4 separate regions of the Homo sapiens genome follow, and regions 2, 3 and 4 are each linked to region 1. Evidence: chromatin contacts called from ENCODE Hi-C or POLR2A ChIA-PET data. All regions are on one chromosome and are shown on one strand. Each heading gives the region's core, a stretch centred on a gene start or an enhancer-like site at or near the end of the contact. The rest is flanking DNA. Distances are from core to core; before and after follow the strand shown.

Region 1 (3,670 bases), core at 736-3,235:
ATTAAATAAGATAATATATTTAGAAGCCAACACATATTTGCTGAATAAATGACTGCCTACAACGAAAGAATAAGTGACTTGTGGGAAGTAAGCCAAATAAACATAACTGAGGTAGGAAGGAAGCCCCGTAGACAAGTGCCCTGACCACCAGGTGTCACCACTGGCCCAGGAGCGCCAGTCTAACTGCCTGGCGTCGGGGGTGGCACCCTGCAGCAAAACAGTCTAGGCCTCAGGGCAAGACTGTCACCTGCACCAACAGGACCTTCACGAATCGGCTTAGGCTTTTCAACAAGTAAGAGATGGTCCAATATTTTTTTTGCACCAAAATAGGTTACATTCTTCTCTTACAGGTGTTTAAAATACTTAGCTGAATATCCACTGATGTGTCACCACAGTTTAATTTTAAAAACTGTCTTCGGCAAACTATTAATTTCATATATCCTTTGGTTTAGCCAACTAGACATTTTCTGGCTTCCATAGGCTTCAATATTGCCCCAAAGACAAGTTTCTAGCCCCAATTCCACAATCCAGTGACATTATTTCCTTTATACTATAAATGGGATGACGGAATTTTTTTTAAGTAGAATATTTTTAGGGCAGAAATAAAGCCTAAGACCAGTATATATGGGCAAAATAACATTAACTTTTAACCCTTCTTGATCTCAGGAACTCAAAAGTTCATTTAAAAAATTGTTTTCTCTCTCTATGTATATATTTTAAAGAAAGCACCTTAGGGTACATCTGTCAACCTGTGAGTAGCTCTGAAATTACTCAAGAAACACTGCCACACCTATTATTAATGCCACACCTATTATTTAATAGCTTCATTCTGTAACCTGCTAATGCCTCTCTCTGGGAGTGCCCAGGGGCTCATTTTAAAATGAGGGCAGGGCCTGGGCTCCCCATCTGGCTCTAAGCCCTCCCACAAGGAGACCTACTAGTGGCCACTTCAAGACTAATTCATCCAGCATTAGCGCCTAACTGGAGACGCCGCTCTCTGATGAGGCACAGACCGTTGTCTCGTCTGCCAGGAGCACTTGACTCAAGTCAAGCCTGGCCAGGCCTACCCCAGCCTCAGAGTGGGTGGCCAAGTCCCCTTGTAATCTACAAGGGAGAAGGAATTGTGCTAAGCACAGGTTTCTGTTCAGAGCTGGGCTCTTGGAACTCCTGCAGTTTGGGTTATTTTAGTTTTTAACAGCTCAAGTTCTACTTTGCATTTCACAAATATGGAAATGTCTTAAGAGAAAACAGAAGCATCCTCCCTCTCTGGCCATTGCTCCCATTCCTAGAGGATTTGGGAGGGAAGAGCAGATACCAGGCACCATCTGGAGTCAGGAGCGCAGGAACCAAGGCCAGCTGAGAAGAACCCATTTGCAAAGCACTTTGCAGATCAATAAATTCGACTGATTTTAGAGCGGTCCCTAGGGAAAGGCGAGCAAATGGGCCAAGGAGAGATGCTGCCCATCCAACAAGCCCTGGCCAAGCAGAAAGGGGCGAGGCGGCGCGGGAGGCGAGTTACCTGGAGGACTCGGCGGTGAAGCTGCCGCCGTCCAGCAGCCGCATCTTGCAGAAGAGGACCCCATTGACGAAGGGCACTGAGGAGAGCTCCTCGAGCTCGAAGTCCACCTTAAACTTAAACTTCTTCTTCTTCATCATCGTGAGAGCCAGGCGCCTGCAAGCTGGGCGCACGGCCGGGCGCCGCCGCCTCAGCTTGGCCGAGCCCCGGATCAGCCCAGCCCCATGGCCGGGGCCGCGAGCTGTGCGCGGGGGCGCGGCCGGGGGGCGCCGCAGGCCGGCCGCGGCCGGGGCCGCTGCCGCCGCCTCTCGCGGCAGCCTGGGCCGGAACGCGGCGGCAGCTGCGGCGCGGACCCCGACCGCCCGCGGGGAGCGGTCGTGCTGCAGCTCGCCCGGGGAGGTGAGCGCCCTTTTGGTGCTCAGCTCGCCGCCGCCGCCGCCGCCGCCTCCGCCGCCGCTGCCGCCCGTCTGGGAGTCGGGAGAGGCGAGGCTCGAGGAACCGCCGCCTCAGCGCCTCGGGGGTCGGGGGCGCCCCCAGCGGCCGCGGCCTGCAGCGCACGGCGGGGCGGAAGCCGGAGGGAGGGCGGGGACTTTGTGGGCGGGCGCGGGCTTGGCCGCGGACTCTAACCCGCGACGGCAGTTAGCACGTCACGCCTTTCTGGGGTTAAAAAAAGACAAACCCGACAGAGAAAGCTTCCTTCTACCGCTTCCTCTCCGCCTTTCTTTTCAGTTTTTGCACCGCCTCCTTTCTCCCCCACCCCCTCCAGTGGTTTCTTTCCTTTGGGTTTGAGAGCCATGGGTTAATAGAGGCAATTAAAATCTCAGCGTTGTTTTGGTCAAATTGAAATCCTAAAACTAAAATTTCCGTTAGGTACTCTAAATTCACGAGCCTTCAAATATAAAAGGAAGATAAGGTAGGAAAAAGGAAAATGATGTGCTGAGGGACTATCAAGGGCCCAGGCACCGTACTGCTGCAGGCGCTTTCTCTGGGGTATAGCTTATCTAGTTCCTGTCACCCAGGACAAAAGATAAAAGAGCAAAGAAGCAGTTAAAATAATACCCTCCCTTTAAAAATTTGTCTGTCTATACTGAGAACTGAAATGCTTAAAATCAAATTCTGCAGGCAGTCTGGCATGGCTACGCTGTAATCCCAGCTACTCGGGAGGCTGAGGAGGGAGGTTAGCCTGAGCCGGGGAAGCGGAGCTTGCAATGATCGGAGATCGCGCCACTGCACTCTAGCCTGGGCAACAGAACAAGCCCCTGTCTTAAAAACAAAACAAAATCTTCAGAGCAGGCTTAAAAAAAAATCTCCCTAGGGGAATAACAATTACCTGCCTTCTGTAATCATGCATGTATTGTTACAATGAATGTTACAAAGTTGGTTACGTGATGTTCATGTTTTTAAACTGAGTTATTGTCATTTTCACTCAGATTCTGCCACAGTAATTCTGAAAGGGTTTAATTGAAAATATTTTCTTTCTCAGTTTACTCGTTTACTCATTCATTCATATAAAAAAATTGCTTAAAATGTCAATCATCGGCTAGACCCCATAACCAAAAGCCAATAACTGCCCTCAAGAATTTTACAATCTAGTGAGGAAGACATGTTTAGACAGGTCATTAAAAAAACACAACCTAGCACCAAGCTATGTAGAACTCAGAGAAGCAATTAATTGAAGTTAATCAGTTTTCTGAATTTCAAAGGATGAAAATGATTTGGGACAAAGTGGGGTAAGTTGTTCTAGGAGAAATAAATTAAAAAAAAAAAAAGATTCAGAGGCAGGTTCGGGGGTGGGGATTTGGTAATGGATAAAGCTTCTTACCCTGCAGGACAGGGGGCAAAGACAGTGAGATGCATTTGGGGACTTTGAGATTTGTCATTTAGAGCACTGGATGAATGTTAATTTCATTGACTGAACATTGAAAGCAAGAGGAGGGCAGGTTGGGAATGGAAGAGATAATGAGTCTTTATGGGATCTGCTTGCAGTACATCTAGGGAGAGAGAGGCAGCCTTAGCTCATAAAAATGCATTGGCAATTGAAAATATACATTTGGGAATTGAGGTAATCGCTGATGGCTGAAGCCCAAAAGGTGGATAAGGATGAGTTACTCTGAAGAATATTTAAAGGGTAGGCAAAGAGGAGATCGTGAAGGT
Region 2 (3,670 bases), core at 817-3,316, 480 kb after region 1:
GTGGGAATGCAAAATGGTACAGCCACTTTGGAAGACAGGCAGTTTCTTACAAAGCTAAACATAATCTTATCATACTATTCAGCAATCATACTCCTGGGTATTTACTCAATTGAGCTGAAAGCTTATGTTCACAAACCTGCACGCAGATGTTTATAGCAGCTTTACTTATAATTGTAAAACCTAGAAATAATAAAGATGTCCTTTAATAGATGGATGGATAACCAAACTGTGGTAGATCCATACAATGGAATATCATTTAGCAATAAAAAGAAATTAGCTATCAAACTACAAAAGAACATGGAGGAAGCTTAAATGCATACAGGTAAGTGAAAGATGCCAGTCTAAAAAGGCTACTTTCTCATTCCAACTGTATGACATTCTGGAAAGGACAAATCCGTATAGACAATAAAAAGATCAGTGGTTTGTCCAGGACTTGGGGTGGGAGAAAGCATGAATACATGAAGTACAGGGATGTTTTAGGGCAGTAAAACTATCTTGTATGATACTGTGACAATATATACATGATATTATGCATTTGTCAAAACCCATATGACTTTACAACATAAAGAATAAGCCTTAATGTATGCAAATTTAATAAATAATTTAGGAGGTCAGGGATCCCAGGAGAAAATGCAGACTGTGGCAAGAGAATCTAATTGTATTATAAATGTATAAAATGCCCTCACTCCCAGCACTTTGAGAGACCTAGGCAGGTGGATCACCTGAGGTCAGGACTTCAAGACCAGCCCGGCCAATGTGATGAAACCCGTGTCTACTAAAACTACAAAAATTAGCTGGGCGTGGTGGCAGCCACCTGCAATCCCAGCTACTTGGGAGGCTGAGGCAGGAGAATTGCTTGAACCCAGGTGGCGAAGGTTGCAGTGAGCTGAGACTGTGCCACTGCACTCCAGCCTGGGAGACAGAGTGAGACTCCATCTCAAAAAACAAATAATAATAATATTTTTATTATAATTATATATATAATATTTTTATTATAATTATATATATCATAATAATATTTCATTCCCTGAAGGGAGAAAAGGCACTGACATAGGTAACTTTGGAAATGAATGGGGTGTATAAGGCTAAAGGCACATTAAGTAGTGTATTTTATTTTAAAAAGTTGTTTCTCATGGAAGTATTAACAATTCTGATACTGCTATACATGTCTGCTGGAATTGAACAATTAATTTTTTGTAAAAGAATTTGCAGATGGTGGGAGCCAGGTTCCTTACTGTTTGAGTGGGAGATGATAGGTAAGTGAGAGAATGATCCATGTGGTAATGGAGTAGAGTTGATGACATCGGTAAGAACTCATGTTTAACTTAAAGTAGATACAGGTGTTTCCAAGCTGTATATTTACACACACAGCTTCTTATATGCACATGTATTTCTTTGCTCTGTGAGCTGACAAGGTGTAAAAGAAATGACATCCAGTAGTAAGGAGCACACCAAGCACTCAAATCTTGGTTTCTTATACTATTCTTCAATAAAAGGCGCCAGGGCTATTTGGAGAAATGGTTGATTCTAGGACTGGGGCAGTGACTACATGAAATGACTGTAGAGCATTTTGTAGTGCCAGAAGGTAAGTAAATACTCAACACACACACACACACACAGACACACACACACACACACACAGATGGGGTACGTCAAAAGTGTACATGAGCTAACTGAAAGAGCTCCCACTGGCCAAAGCTAGCATATTTTGAGAAACAACATAAATAAAGTCACTTTAGAGTATAACCCAAAGTATAAAATAAATATCTATGAGTCCATACTGACATAAAGAAATTATTGAATAAAGCAATAAATTATAGAGAGGAGATAAATCTCCTATGCAGGAAAACTCCAAATTATGTAGATTACATCCTAATGGAGGGGGAGCATAACTCCCCATTCCTTAGGTGTGGGCTGCATATAGTGACTTCCTTCCAATGAATACGTTATGAAAAGGGGAAATGAAAGAGTAACGTTACGACGTAGAAATCTGTCTAATACTACTGAAGCCAAATGCTCAAGGTCAACCACACCCATAAGTCATGTGACAACATGTACCCTTTATAGACTATGATGACAGTGGTTCTTTACCTCTGTGATCCTCCTTCCCCAAACTCATAACTCGAGACTAATACATCAGACAAATTCCAATATAGGGCAATTCTACAAAACACTTGAATATTACAGTACTCCTTAAAACTGTCAAGATCACCAAAAACAAGGGAAGTCTGAGAAATGGTCACAGCCAAGAGCAGCATAAGGAGACATATTAACTAAACACACAATATGGGATCCTGAATTGGATTCTAGAACAGAAAAAAGGCATTAGGTAAAATCTAAGGAAATTGAAGTAAACTATTGCCTTTTGTTAATAATAATATATTAATATCGGTTCCTTAATTGCAACAAAGGTACCATACTAATGTAAGATGTTAATAGGGGAAACTCTATGTGTGTGTGTGGATAACCTTCTGTATTATTGCCTTAATTTTCTGTAAGTCTAAAACTGTTCTAAAAAATAAAGTCTATTAATAAAAACACCAACTTTAAAAATACACATTTCCAGATCCACCACCCAGGTAATTCTGATGATATACATCAAAGCATGAAAACTACTTACCTAAAAAATGCTTCAAAAGCAGGAGAAGGGTTAAATTTCAGACCTGTTACTGGACCAATAATTTTTAAAAATCTATAAAGCAACCACAGCAAATATAACATATTGGTAAAATTTTCTGGAATTCTGTATTTATGATTTTTTTTTTGACATCTGTGTCCTCAGCTGAGTGGGTCAGGTGCAAGAAGCTGTCTGACACTGGAAGGCCAAGTAGACACTGGAAGGCAAAGCCCTGTGGAGAGGAGGTGAGGGAAACGTGTGGGTTCCAAATCTCCTGCGGTTGCCTATTTCTTCCTACAATTTAGGGGTTATACACAGCTAGTGGGATTATTTGTTACTGTATGAGATTTGTTTTAAAAACTGTCATGAACAGTATGTAATAATAAAAATACTCCTGACTTCCAGAAGTCAACAATTTTCATTTTTCTTCACTGGCTATTGATTATTGAATGACAAGATAATAAAAACAAAAGCTATTGGAAGAAATAATTGGCTAAGCATCCTCTCTTCCCTTGGATAAAAGCAACCTATACTTTATTCCTCTGAAGTTTAGTAATGGAAGACGATCATCTAAAACTCATTCTTTAAAAACAACAACAACAACAACAAAACAAGCAAATAGGTAAGCTGTGTTAAAACTGTAGGATAGATAAGCATGGGTCCTTAAGGATGGAAACATCTGACTTATGAATGCCTTATCCATACAAAGGTCAACCTATGCTTATCACCAAATCTAAAAGACAGATGTCCCCAAGACAGGGAGTTCTATCCTCTTGCAAACCACGTGGCCTGTGGCCAATAAGCCTCCACAGCAGTGATTCTCAAAGTGTAGTTCCAGGACTGGCTGCCTTAGCATCACCTGGAAACTTGTTAGAAATGCAAATGCTGGGGTCCCATCTCTACCTTAACCACTTCTGGAACTCTGGAGTGGGGTCCAAAATGTGTGGGATAACATCCCCTCCAGGTAATTCTGATGCACTAGAGAACCACCAATCTAACAGATGGGAGTGAAATCCTCTCTGTATCATGAATTCCCTTCTTTCATATACTCCA
Region 3 (3,670 bases), core at 374-2,873, 340 kb before region 1:
TTACAGCCATAATGTGCAACATTTTAAGGATGACATCTATGATGAAGAGCAATTATAGGAAATAGCTGGGAACACTTTATTAAACTATTCAGATAGGTTTCTGCCCAGGGTCAAGCACAGAGTTAATCTTGGAACCCCTATAGTTAAGTAGTTCTATGAAATTCTATTGGTAAAAGACTAAATTACTCTAAATAACAGACCAACCATTGACATTTCTTGCTTTTGCCACTAAGTGGCACTGGTCTGCAACTTAAATGAAAGCTGCAGATTACTACTAATATAACACTGTAACATTTAAGCAACTGAATTGATGATTTTGCTAGTTCATAACTTTAAAATCTTTGCCAAACTTAAAAACTTACTACTGAATAAAGAACGTACAGCAGATCCACGGCTTAGATGGGCCTACATGACTGCCCATATCAGCCCCTACTCACTCATAAAAATCCACGGCTGCCTGCAGAGCATCTCTCACTTCTTCTGGAAATTCTCCTACATCCTGGGGACCAGGGCAACCAAAACTTTTCCCTTTGGCATGATACACATTCCCAAGATTGTAAAGTGCTCTTGCTTCTCCCACCTAAATGAAGACATCAGCAAAGTTTACATTTTGAAAACAGAGGTCAGGTTTATCATATATATTTGTAATATCCTTAGTATTACGGACAAGGGAAAAAAATTTTTATATTGGCTCTCCATACAGAACCAATCAAATAATTACTTATGAAAGACCTCTTACTATTTCCTTCTTTTTCTCCATTAAATTTTTTTTCTTTTACTTCTATTAGTCTATAAATGTTTTCTTTTTTGGTATTAATTTTAAAATAAACTATAGAATAATTAAATAGTATTAAAATGCAAAGCCCTTTGAATGAAAATATTAGGCCTACCATCTAATGCTGCGGTATTACCTTGTCATTAAGCTCTCTGGAAATATCTAGGTGTCGCTGACAACAAACTATGGCTTCGTCAAAATTCCCAAGAACTTTTAAGGTGTTTCCCAGATTACCACTAGCTTTCGCTTCCCCCAGCTGGTCTCCAATAGTCCTGAAAAAAACAAAAAACAAAAAACAAAAAACCAAATGGTATTAAAATACAAATGGTGTTAAAATATAAAGTAGCCAGAGTACAGTTTTCCAAGAGGACAAACTGACATGCTTAAGGTAAGAAAAACCCATTGGCTTTGAAACCTACTTTAAATAAATATTTAAAACTTACATTTCTGGATTTGAATGTAATTAGTTTTCATCCATTTAATTAAACTCTAGGGTCAATTCACTACTATTCATTCAATTAAACTGTGTTCAGCCTAAAGGTTAGTTTTGAAAAGCGATGTTACTGAAGTAGAACTCATTAAATGTATTAAGTTAGTTTTTGTTAATTGAATAGAAATATTTTTTAAAGTAATAGCTAATTTCAGAAGGAAGAATATTTAAAAGCTTAAATTAATTACCTTGCAAGGGTTAAATCATGATGGTGATATTCTAATGCTTTGGCATAATCATGCAAATAGAAATAAGCATTGCCCAACTGGCTGTAAATAGCGCTAAGTGTTTTTAGGTCTTCAGTTCCAACTTGAACTGCAGCTTCAAAGAATGACACGCCAGCGCGGCAGTCTCCTGATTTACATAGACGTTCCCCTTCCAAGGCCAGCTCTAGGCAAGAAGCTTCCATTCTACAAAATTATACAGGACAGACATTTAAACATAACATTACAGCTGCATCACAGTATTTTTAACTTCCCGTAATATAATTTAAGCGGCTACTCTTGTTCAGGGCAGCTGCCTCTATAACTGAAGTTTATATACATTCCTGATAAAACAGTAAGCAGTTATTTGTAGCAAGAGGTAATTTGCCTATTCGAATTTCTCTGAGCCTGCTCAGAGAGGTCAGGATAGCTAAATATCTTTATGTGGAGCTCATTTTAATTGGCCCAGAGCAATCCACGTTACTAGTGAAAGAGCCTAAAGCAGTATTTCCCAAACAATTCTGAGTTGTAACAGACCTCTGGACTTCCTTAGAGTCTGAGAAGATGAGTATGTAGGAAAGTGAGGCCCTACAATTATTAATATTGTTCTCTACCCAGGTATCCAAGTAATCTAGTCACCTGTTCATCAGCCCCTCTGACCATCCAGCCATCCATCCCTCGCTCTCTCTCTCATACACACACAACACACACTCACTCTCCTTCCTCTTCTTACCACCACATGTCCACTTATACCCTAGAAAAATAGAGGAACAAAATATTCTTGATCTGTAAGACACATTTTCACAAGAGAACTAGGTGTCAAGAAACTAAGTTAGAAAACAATGATTCAAAAATTTGCAGAAATACTAATTTTGAAAGTCTGTCCCTGAATTGAAAAAGAAGGATTAAGTCACTGTAAACATATCTGGGAGAAAAAAACACTGATACTTTGGATTCAAATCCTAAATTTTAGAGGGTGCCCTTCACCAAAGTTGCCATTGTGTTTCTTCAGCATCTTCATGATTTCTGCCATATGTAGGAACTACCTATTCGTTTAATTATTTCTGTAATTTGGCAAATTTCCTTTAAATTGGCACACTATCTTTAACTTATCATTTTAAAAAAATGGAGCTTCATCCAAAGCAGTACTCATGAAACTGTGAATTTGATACGATACTTATATGTATATTCTAATACAACGGTCTCCAATCTTTTTGGCACCAGGGGCCGGTTTTGTGGAAGACAATTTTTCCATGGACGGGTGGCAGGGGATTGTTTTGGGATGATTCAAGTGCATTACATTTATTGTGTACTTTATTCCTCTTGTTACTATACATTCACCATAATGTACAATCAGTGGGAGCCCTGAGCTTGTTTTCCTGCAACTAGATGGTCTCCTCTGGGTGTGACTGGAGACAGTGACAGATCATCAGGCATTAAACTCTCATAAGGAATGTGCAATCTGGATCCCTCGAATGTGCAGTTCACAATAGGGTTTGCACTCCTATGAGAATCTAATGGTACTGCTGATCTGACAGGAGGCGGAGCTCAGGTGAAAATGCTCACTCGTCCTGCCCACCTGCAGCTTACCTCCTAACAGGCTACAACAGTACTGGTCTGTGGCCCAGGGGTTGGGAACCCCGTTCTAATACACATTAAACAAATATGAAATTATTAAAATCTAAAAGTGAGTAAAGTTACCTTATGTACCACCAGTGGCATACATATCACTCTTTGAGAAGCTCTGATTAAGCTCATCAAATGTTTTAATTTTTGGAACAGCATTAAGTTACTCCTTACTAGAATGAGCTTTGAGCCACTCCAATAGAGCAGTTGTTCTTAATGCTGGCTGTACAACAGCAGAGCTCACCTGGAGCACTTTCTAAAACTCCCAACGCTGAACTCCACCCTCTGGGTGATGTCTGGCCACCTGTATTTTTTTAAAGCCCCAGGTAATTCTAAAGTACAAGTTAGGGTTGAGAATCAGTGCTTTTATAAGAAATGTGAATTAAACCACCACCCACCCTAATATCATTCAAATATGATTATACTCTGTATATCTAGTGGTAGATCAATTAACATGTTTTTGTGAGTGCTGTTTTTCAGTCTGCAAAATTTCAAGGGTCCTTAGAGCCATAAATTAAAATGGGATTGTAAAGTAGAAAATGTACCTGATGAAGCTAAAAGCCTGGACAAAGATAA
Region 4 (3,670 bases), core at 560-3,059, 320 kb before region 1:
TGACCCAGCACCTGGCTCTGATACATAACAAAAGTACTCAACATAGTGCTGTAGTAATAACAGTAACTGTTATTATAAAATAGACATATTTAATATATATTCAAATAAATTTAGAATAACCTAAATCTATGTCAGATTTTCCATTTTAAAATTCCAGAGAACTAATTACAAATTTCTAAAGATAGATCTTAGAAATATTTTATGTTTATGAAAAGGTCATTTTTAAAACTACTATATCTTATCACTGTTTTAATTAGTCTAGTAAGCAAGTCTCAGATCTATATTAAAATATGTTTGTAACACCGAATATCTGATTTAAGAATGTAAGAAAATACAATTAAACTGCTTATCTGGCCAGAGAGGATTTTGGAGACATGCCTCTACAACAACATCACACAACTTTTTACTTTGAAACCGCTCCAATACTTAAATTATAAGTAATAGCCTGGGAAATAGCTTGCGAAAACGACTCCGTGGTAGTTGTAAAGAGAAGTAGGTGTGAGACCACCCCTAATCCCTGAGGCCCCCCTCTCCTTACACACACCATGTCAACCAACAGTGATCTACCCTTTTTAATGTTGTTTATTCACTTCTAAACAATCAACTAAAGCTGCTCCTGAATAGTGAGAACCCAATCAAAAGTGGTATTTATCAGAAGCAATCACACCGGCTATTATCAGGCCAGAAATCTTCGGTACACCCTTCTAAAGTGGCAGCTTGAAAACTCAGCTCTGTTGGTCCTGCTGACTTCCAACACACCCCACGAACGCTCCAATGCAAACCCGATAGAAAGGAAAGCCAAGAACCTACTTCGTTTAATTCTACGGTGTGGTTAAATTATGCATTAAGGCCAATAAAATTTCCATCCTTACTCGTTTTCTTTAACAGAGTTCAAATGCTACTAGTTCAAATGCTCTAACTGGTTACTATTAAAACAAGGAAATTACAGATTTTTTTTTATTCGAAGGTATTCTATAGATTTCAGGAAAGAGTTTTCTTAACGTTTTATGTTTACTTACTCTTTTTGCAGCAACTACCAATTTCTATGGTAAATCGACCAGTTGGTGCCCAAAAGTTCACTAATTTAAGCACGGTCAAGGCAGGTATTTGCCATAAACTGCCTGGTTTAGGTAGGACGCGCCCGACTCCAAGTGATTGCAATCAGCCTCGGAATGAATTCCACGGGGATTCGGGCTTTGATTCACAATTTGTTACTCACATTCAGAGTGGTAAGAAGTCGCTGGACTCTAGTATAGTTTTTATCTTAAAAAAAAAAAAAGACTCAGGAGTGAGGCTCTTAACGCTTTACTCTCATTTGAAGACCTTCCGACAAAAAAGCAGCAACTCCTCAAGCCGAGTTTCTGGTTTCTTGAGCATCGACGCCGCGTCCCCGCAGCGCCCACAGGTCCCGCAAGCCCCCAGCCCGCCTCCTGCCCAAAACAAAGGACGTCACCCCCAGACCTCTGGACACAGAAGCCCCACACGCACGCACACGCACCCCTCCCTGTCACCTCCCTCCGAGAGCCCCTCAAACGCCTCAGAACCCGCGTCGCGGAAGCGCTCACCTCCCGCGGGCGGGCGGGTCCCGGGTACGCGGTGAAGGTGCAGCGGCGGCCGCCTCGGGCGACAGACGGGTGGTCACGGCCCCTCCCCAAGGCAGGGGCACCGCAGGAGGCCGGCGCGCCCCCTGCTCCCGCCCCCGGCAGGTCACGTGGGCCAGAGCTCGTAGCGCCCCTCGCTTTCCCGGAGCGTCCCTCCGCCACCTAGGGGTCCCGCCGCTCCGCCGGTCTCAACACCGCCCTCCTCTGCGCCTGCGCCCCGGCTCCAGGCGCTCTCATTCAAACCGACAACGCCCCGCGTCTTTCGGACCGGCCAATGGCGGGCGGCGCAGCGGGGCGGGGCGGGGCGCTGGTTGCCCCCCTCTTCGCAGTCCTGGGGAACCGTCTGCGTGTCAAGGTGACAGGGGGCTTGGGAGCTTGGTCCTCCTCTGCTCCGGGACGTGTCCTCAACCCTCAGACTGAAGTTTCTTTCCTGTCCTCTTCTTTCTTCTTCAGACACTAAAAAGTAGAGCAATAAATATTGTCTAGAGTTGGCCGGGCGCTGTGACGGACGGCTATAATCCCAGCACTTTGGGAGGCCGAGGCGGGCGGATCACCTGAGGTCGGGAGTTCGAGACCAGCCTGACCAACATGGAGAAACCCCGTCTCTACTAAAAATACAAAATTAGCTGGGAGTGGTGGCGCATGCCTTTAATCCCAGCTACTCAGGAGGCTGAGGCAGGAGAATCGCTTGAATCCGGGAGGCGGAGGTTGCCGTGAGTGGAGATCGCACCATTGCACTCCAGCCTGGGCAACAAGAGCGAAATTCCATCTCAAAAACAAAACAAAACAAACAAACAAAAAACATCGTACAGAGTTCAGATAGAGGCTGGCCTAGATCCCTTTAAAAAAGGAGCGCAAAACCAGCGCCGCCTTTTTGGAAGACTTGGTGCTGCGCTACAGAATGAGTGTCCCAAGCGGCAGATGCGGGATATAGAAGAAAAAGAGGCCTCTGTGGAAGGAACAGAGGGACCGTGTGAAAGTCTGAACAAGGCAGCCTCAGTTCTTGAGGCTGTGCCCAACCCTGGCGTTTCCAGCTGTTGGAAAAGCAAACTTCTGTTGACTACAGAATCGCTGGTTCCCAGGAAAATTGGGTGGCAGTTTTACTCAGTTTCACTCAGTTTCAGCGCCTACATTCTAAAGACACTGGGAAGAATAAGTTTTATTTCCATTCACCTCTCCTCCATGTCAAGGTGACCCCAAAATAGTAGTCACCTTATAGTTTGTTCTTCACAAAATACCGGCCGGGCGCGGTGGTTCACATCTGTAATACCAGCAACTTTGGGAGGCCGAGGCGGGGGGATCACCTGAGTTGGAGACCAGCCTGGTCAAAATGGTGAAACCCCGTCTCTACTAAAAATACAAAAATTAGCCGTGCCTGGTGGTGGGCGCCTGCAATCCCAGCTATTCGGGAGGCTGAGGCAGGAGAATTGCTTGAACCCAGGAGGCGGAGGTTGCAGTGAGCCGAGATCGCGCCACTGCACTCCAGCCTCGGCGACAGAGCGAGACTCCGTCTCAAACAACAACAAAAACCAAAATACCAAGACCAGAGTCTCTCTGGGGTAAAGCATCTGATGAATTTACTTAGATTATTTTTCAAATAGATATTTCTCTTCTGAAATGAAGTTTAAATGTTTCTACAGGGTAAAGGCTATGTTAAAGAAAACTCCGGGTTCAGTATCTCCGTGAATGATGGCCATAACCAGTGATCCAAGCAACATTTCCCATTAGGTGCATGTTATGGCAAATTGCTTAAAGGAACAGCTTTATCATCAAACTAGACCTGGGTTTGAGTTCCAATTCTGCTACTTACTTGCTGATTGACCTTGAATGAGTTATCTTCTTTAGTCTTAGTTTCCCCACCTGTAAAACATAATAAAGCCTCTTCTAATAAGGGTTGCTATGATGCTTCTGTGAGGTAAGGTTGTTAAGTGGTTGACATAGGGCCTGACACATAGAAACTGCTCCATACTTGATACCTATTATCGTTACAACCATCTTTAATATCAGGTTCTTGTAAATAACAATGGAATTGGTTGGCTGTACTGTTTCAGAGGTAGGTATTAATTCCT

What was found. Hi-C counts contacts between places; a loop is a spot of excess contacts on that map. ChIA-PET counts read pairs that join two places held with the same protein, here RNA polymerase II (POLR2A). Pooled maps may share reads with other maps.
Region 2: a map of B cell shows a loop between it and region 1 (4-fold over the local background). The contact joins the enhancer-like site here to the promoter of EEIG2 in region 1. A Hi-C loop is called at or near these places in 2 of 168 maps with a recorded cell type or tissue (B cell and naive thymus-derived CD4-positive, alpha-beta T cell) and 4 of 50 pooled maps.
Region 3: a map of CD8-positive, alpha-beta T cell shows a loop between it and region 1 (19-fold over the local background). The contact joins the enhancer-like site here to the promoter of EEIG2 in region 1. A Hi-C loop is called at or near these places in 6 of 168 maps with a recorded cell type or tissue (CD4-positive, alpha-beta memory T cell, CD8-positive, alpha-beta T cell, K562 and 3 more), 4 of 37 single-sample maps with no recorded cell type and 14 of 50 pooled maps. POLR2A ChIA-PET finds 5 or more read pairs at or near these places in 2 of 52 experiments (WTC11 and activated T-cell).
Region 4: a map of OCI-LY7 shows a loop between it and region 1 (4-fold over the local background). The contact joins the promoter of GPSM2 here to the promoter of EEIG2 in region 1. A Hi-C loop is called at or near these places in 2 of 168 maps with a recorded cell type or tissue (CD4-positive, alpha-beta T cell and OCI-LY7), 9 of 37 single-sample maps with no recorded cell type and 14 of 50 pooled maps. POLR2A ChIA-PET finds 5 or more read pairs at or near these places in 2 of 52 experiments (WTC11 and activated T-cell).

Annotation. Positions count from the first base shown.
Region 1 is chr1:108,558,415-108,562,084 of GRCh38, reverse strand. EEIG2 (EEIG family member 2) reads right to left here and starts at 1,985. Exons shown (of 11, transcript NM_001010883.3): 1 at 1,520-1,985. The coding sequence starts at 1,656. RefSeq lists enhancers at 782-831, 1,295-1,394 and a silencer at 1,785-2,324.
Region 2 is chr1:108,073,572-108,077,241 of GRCh38, reverse strand. LINC02785 (long intergenic non-protein coding RNA 2785) reads right to left here. Exons shown (of 4, transcript XR_001738173.3): 4 at 1,851-2,849. Among named protein-coding and RNA genes, the nearest start is that of LINC02785, 11 kb to the right of the region's middle. Within about 2 kb of position 2,066, at least 2 of the 41 ENCODE cell types and tissues checked have a DNase peak (open chromatin) inside an H3K27ac peak, as active enhancers do; they include B cell, where a contact is called at or near this core.
Region 3 is chr1:108,894,869-108,898,538 of GRCh38, reverse strand. GPSM2 (G protein signaling modulator 2) reads right to left here. Exons shown (of 15, transcript NM_013296.5): 3 at 1,454-1,675; 4 at 912-1,047; 5 at 438-580. Among named protein-coding and RNA genes, the nearest start is that of GPSM2, 20 kb to the right of the region's middle. Within about 2 kb of position 1,623, at least 3 of the 41 ENCODE cell types and tissues checked have a DNase peak (open chromatin) inside an H3K27ac peak, as active enhancers do.
Region 4 is chr1:108,875,124-108,878,793 of GRCh38, reverse strand. It overlaps GPSM2 (G protein signaling modulator 2), which reads right to left and starts at 1,809. Exons shown (of 15, transcript NM_013296.5): 1 at 1,566-1,809. RefSeq lists silencers at 1,414-1,483, 1,574-1,973 and an enhancer at 2,054-2,153.